Linked DNA regions of Homo sapiens: region 2 is linked to region 1. A link is an interaction called in ENCODE POLR2A ChIA-PET data of the cell type or tissue named here. Cell type or tissue: GM12878. All regions are shown on one strand. Each heading gives the region's core, and the rest is flanking DNA. Links, peaks and the distances in the headings are about the cores only.

Region 1 (2,920 bases), core at 288-2,787:
TCCCTATTTTTAAATGGTCTGGGCCAGGCATGGTGGCTCACGCCTGTAATTCCAGCACTTTGGGAGGCTGAGGTGGGTAGATCACCTGAGGTCAGGAGTTTGAGATCAGCCTGGCCAACATGGTGAAACCCTATCTCTAATAAAAATATAAAAATTAAGCTGGGCATGGTGGTGAGTGCCTGTAATCCCAGCTACTCAGGAGGCTGAGGCAGGAGAATCATGTGAACCCCCAGAAGTGGAGGCTGCAGTGAACCAAGATTGCACCACTGCACTCCAGCCTGGGCAACAGAGTGAGACTCTGTCTCAATAAATAAATAAATAAATAAATAAATAAAATAAAAATAAATAAAATGGCCTGGAAGAAAATGATAGAAGCCATTCACTCAAGCTTTAACTTATCTAACTCTCAGCCAATTAATAACAAAAGACCCAAGAAGCTTATTAACCACGAGTTCCTATTTCAGGGGGCTGGGGACTTCCCTGGAGCCCTGCATGCATAGCTAGACTTAAAGTCCAACCTACAGTTACCCTTCCTCATTTTAAGGCTAAAAATGCATGGGGTGGAGATTTAAAATACTAATGTTGCATATGATGCATGAAGAAGCATGAGTGCTAGAAAAGCCTCTCCTATACATGCTCTGATGTAACCCTTTCCCATGGAAAGACCCTATAAAACTAACCCACACACTATCCTCCGATAGCAGTCTGTTTCTTTTCCTTTCTCAGCACTGGCTCCCTTGTGCATGAGCCAAAACAAACTTTCTCTTTGCTGCTATGTATGGTGATTGCTCTTGATTTCTATCCTGGGTGATTACAAGAACCCATGGCATTGGTAACAGCCACTCATGGTACGGAGTAGCATACCATGCTGAGATCTGTTAGTAAAGGTAAAAGCTACCCCAAGGTGTTGGCTCACTGGAAGCATAAGGAAATGCAAACTAATAAGAAAAGGCGATATATTCAGTCCCTTGGTTATTATCTGTAACAGATAAAATAAAATTAAAAGAGAGTGCTGGGTCAGACCAAGCTCAGATTTCAGTGAGTCTGCGCTCTAGCCAGTAACTGCAAAGCCACCCACCAATGGCAAAATCATGCTGAGATTAGACAATATCACTAAGAACTCTGGTAACCAAGAAGGCAGTTTATGTGGGGTGGAAGGCAAACCATGAAACGATTGAAACCACAGGGTATAGTGTGAAGAAGTTATTTCATTTTGTAGATCAGTATCATAAACTTCCTGAAGAACCTTTATTCAAATGGGTTGTGTGAGTAACTAAGTGAGTGACAGTGTCTTAGGTTTCGAACACTGCAGAGTATTCAAAATGCTAGCATTCATGTTTGGGTTGATGCAGGACCCACAGCTCTCTATGGAGCAATCGCAGATGTTTCAGGTGGTCCAGACACATAGGAGGTTATTCCTGAGAGAACATCCAGCCTGGTGGACTGGACAAAAGCCACACTAAGGTCTGTTTACCCTGAGAAGGGGGACTGTTCCTCTCCCCTTATAAATGCCAAGTAGAATACCCCTGATGAAGCAGCTGATGTGCTTCATATGCAAACCACAGAGGACTGGCTTGATGATCATCGGGGTATTTGTCTGCTGAATATGCCTGTTACCCAGGTCATGGTAAACGCTGTGATTAAGGGGGCTCCTTTTGGCTGGACGCGGTGGCTCACGCCTGTAATCTCTGCACTTTGGGAGGCCGAGGTGGGTGGACTACCTGAGGTCAGGAGTTTGAGACCAGCCTGGCCAACCTGATGAAACCCCGTCTCTACTAAATATACAAACAATTAGTCAGGCATGGTGGCGGGTGCCTGTAATCCCAGCTACTCGGAAGGCTGAGGCAGAAGAATCACTTGAACCTGGGAGGCGGAGGTTGCAGTGAGCTGAGATTGCGCCACTGCTCTCCAACCTGGGCAACAAGAGCGAAACTCTGTCTCAAAAAAAAAAAAAAAGGGGGGGGGGGGGCTCCTTTTACATAAACACCTCATATAACCTTACTGCTGCAAAACCAAGGGAGTCTTATTGAATTTTCTCTCTCAGTTTCCCCTTATGGGTCTTACAGATGCTAATAAAAACATGAGGTTAGTTAAGAGAAGAATGGAGAAAGGCACAGAGAGTCACGGACTAGTCTTAGCAGGGTGGAAATTTTTAAATGGTTATTAACACATAGGGCAGGGTGAGATGGCTCACGCCTGTAATCCCAGCATTGTGGGAGGCAGGGGCGGGCAGATCACCTGAGGTCAGGAGTTCGAGACCAGCCTGGCCAACACGGTGAAACCCTGCCTCTACTAAAAATAGCAAAATTAGCCTGGCATGCCTGTAATCCCAGCTACTAGGGAGGCTGAGGTACAAGAATTGCTTGAGGACGGGCGCGGTGACTCATGCCTGTAATCCCAGCACTTTGGGAGGCCGAGGCAGGCGAATCACGAGGTCAGGAGTTCAAGACCAGCCTGACCAATATGGTGAAACCCCGTCTCTACTAAAAATACAAAAATTAGCCAGGCGTGGTGGTGCACGCCTGTAATCCCAGATACTCGGGAGGCTGAGGAAGTAGAATTGCTTGAACCCAGGAGGCAGAGGTTGCAGTGAGCTGAGATCACGCCACTGCACTCTAGCCTGGGTGACAGAGCAAGACTCTGTCGAAAACAAAAAAAAAAAAAAAAAAAAAAAAGAAGGAAAGAAAAGAAAAGAAAAGAAAGGAGAATAAAACAAATATTGATAAACAAACAAACAAACAAAAAATCAGGGGCAAAACTTAAGACCTTCACAGATCTTAGCCAGTCCTTGGTCTGGAGGCCCTGTTTCATGTCATGTGAATGATCCACATGTACCCATATCCCTTGGTAAGTATGATTCATATGCTAATTGGCTGACAACCCTGGCAGATACTGCTTTTCAGAGCAAGGGCCTTCCCTT
Region 2 (2,920 bases), core at 224-2,723, 50 kb after region 1:
AACACCCAAGACTGGGTAATTTATAAAGAAAAGAGGTTTAATTGACTCACAGTTCTGAATGGCTGGGGAGGCCTCAGGAAACTTACAATTATGGCAGAAGGTAAAATGGAAGCAAGGCGTCTTACGTGTTGGCAGGAGAGAGTGAGGGGGGAAGTGCCACTTTTAAACTATCAGATCTCATGAACTCACCCACTATCATGAGAACATCACGGGGGAAACCGCCCCCATAATCCAATTACCTCGAGGTCCCTCCCTCGACACCTGGGGATTACAATTCGAGATGAGATTTGGGTGGGGACACCCAAGAGCACCCAGAGCAAAACCATATCAGGCTCTTCAGGAAAAATTATTTTCAAAATACACAATTGATCTCACTGAATAGCTCTGATAATTTTCTCAGCTGCATCCTGACAACTGCATAGTGAAAAAAAAGTCACAAGAACCAAATCATGAAGTGATGACTAAACATATTTTACAGAATTTTGTGCATTTATATATGTGAAAGAAAAACTAATAAAATGTCAGGTAAAATGAGGTGGCTCTTAAAATGCCATTGTTTTCCTTAAAAATAAATGATTACTTGATTTTTCTAGGAAAATACAAAACAGAGGCTGTGAGTGATCAAGAGTCTCATTTAGCCTCTTACAGTGCACATTAGCCTGAAGGCCACACACTCCCTTCACCCACTGTTTGCTCTTCTCTGAGCCTTGAGCCTCTTCAGCTCATGGGAATTGACTTTGAAGGTGGACAAGACGATGTACCAGCGTGATGGAAGTGTTCTGTGTCCTAATGGGGGCGGTGGCTACACTGGTGTATACATTTATTAAACTCACTGAACCGTACACTTAAGGCACACTTTTAAATACATTTAAAGGCACACATTTGAAGTGTATGGTATATTTATTTGGGGCAGCATTCATATATTTAAATAAATATACAATAAATAAATATATAAATAATAAATATACCATGTATTTATATATAAATAAATAATAAATTTATATATTTATAGATTTAAGTATATGGTATATTTATTTGGGGCATCATTTATATACATTTAAATATATAAATGATGCCTCAAATAAAAAGATGCCGAAATGATTAATGCTAAAATGATAGATGTTAATATATATGTTAATATGTTATATCTCTGTAAATAGCTATATGTCACCTTGAGTCAGAATTTATTAAACTGACATCCATTATGTTATCAGTAAGCCCTCCTGGCATTTCTCAGGTGGATGTCAGGAAGCTGAGCTCCCTGTGGCTTGACCTGCGTCTCCTGGGTTTAAACATCGGCTGACTGCAGGAGTCAGAGGGAGAAGAAAAGGAGACAGGCTGTGCATGAACTTGACGAGTGCCATGAAACAATTATTCCACTCAATAAAATTTCTTGACAGGATGAGCAGGTATTTTCAAATCGCATAATAATGAAGCTGGGATCAGCTAAACGTTCCACACGGACAGCGGCTGCAACCCAGCTTCCTCTCAAATTCCATCCTCAGGAAAGTGTTTCCAGTACTTAGGCGAGGACGCCATCTAGTGGCAGAAGAAGCAACCACAGGGCGAGAGCAGCGTGGCCGAATGAGTTCATCTTTCTTGCCCCAGCTTATCTTTCTTTCTTGCCCCAGCTTATCTTTCTTTCTTGCCCCAGCTTATCTTTCTTTCTTTGCCTTTTTACAGAACTAAGGTCTCTTGGCAGAAGGTAATTCTCCACTAGTGGACTGCCGGTGGTGGGTTAGTCACTCACCAAAGGGCTTGAAAGGATCTTCTGAAAAGATGCTTTGACACTGAAGAGAATTGAGGGGGCTCTTTTGAAGGGACAGAGTCAGACACTAAATCTCCCCTAGCCAGGACAGTAATGGTGACAGCTGGGGACACAAGGCTGCAATTAGCCCATACCTGCCTGACGTATTTGTACTAATTAGAAAAAGTCTTCTTTTATATGGGGGGATGAAGCCCCAGGGTGCACGACTTGGTAAATGGAATACTGGCTGTTTTTCAGCGGCCCTCCCTGCTTCTGCCAGGAACTCTTGTACAGTAGACAACCTGCACGACCATGTGCTGCAGCCCTTAGGCAGCAATAGTACCTTCTCCTGGCACCTCATTTGCCCACAGCAAACACCAGTTTCTAGGAGATGGGGCACAAGATGGGTACACCCACCCTCAAATGTATCCTTAAGGTATTTGGATAGCCATTGTTGCATGTGGATTTCCATTTCTTTTCTTTTTCTTTTTTTCTTTTTTTGAGATGGAGTTTCACTCTTGTTGCCCGGGCTGTAGTGCAATGGCGCGATCTTGGCTTACCGCAACCTCCGCCTCCCGGGTTCAAGTGATTCTCCAGCCTCAGCCCACCGAGGAGCTGGGATTACAGGCGTGCGCCACCGCGCCCGGCCCCATTTCAACAGTTCAGAAGTTTTTAGCTTTCGGGCCTAGGTTTTGAAAGCCTCTTGCAGCTGAAATGGAGAAAGGGTAGGAGCTTCTCATGTAGTGTCTTTAGGAAAATAGCATCACAGGCTGGGTGCAGTGGGTGGTGCATGCCTGTAATCCCAGCACTTTAGGAGACCAACGTGGGAGGATGACTTGAGCCCAGGAGTTTGAGATCAGCCTGGGGAATATAGCAAGACCCTGTCTCTATTAGAAGAAAGAAAACAAAATAAAATAGCATCACACAGCTATGTCATAAAAGACTGTAGTGTGGGATTGGACATCCAAAGTTATAGATAAACGGCATAAGAAATTTTATGTCATAAAATTTGTGGATAGACAAAAGACACACTGCAGAACTAAAGGAAAATGTTTATTCACTTAGCTAACATTTCCTAAGTACCCTGGTTGGAGACATTGGACTAGGAAGAGGGAACAATGGTGACTAGAACAAGAGTCTCTCTGCTTGGCAGACTCCATGGTCATCACCACA

The links. Peaks named below come from ENCODE experiments on the same cell type or tissue, not always from the same donor. Only the 100,000 strongest peaks of a DNase experiment are listed, where the experiment ranks them.
Region 2: POLR2A ChIA-PET joins it to region 1 with 6 read pairs; 10 of 35 experiments call an interaction of 5 or more read pairs at or near these places.

The regions. Positions count from the first base shown.
Region 1 is chr2:69,773,377-69,776,296 of GRCh38, reverse strand. All of the region lies in intron 1 of ANXA4 (annexin A4), which reads right to left. Among named protein-coding and RNA genes, the nearest start is that of SMANTIS, 24 kb to the left of the region's middle. In GM12878, for the core only: no CTCF peak of the experiment used is centred there; no DNase peak of the experiment used is centred there; H3K4me3 peaks cover 1,153 bases; H3K27ac peaks cover 1,387 bases.
Region 2 is chr2:69,723,449-69,726,368 of GRCh38, reverse strand. It overlaps a transcript of ANXA4 not described here. Among named protein-coding and RNA genes, the nearest start is that of ANXA4, 17 kb to the left of the region's middle. RefSeq lists an enhancer at 1,611-1,660. In GM12878, for the core only: a CTCF peak has its summit at 1,535 (motif pointing left); a DNase peak (open chromatin) is centred at 1,448; H3K4me3 peaks cover 344 bases.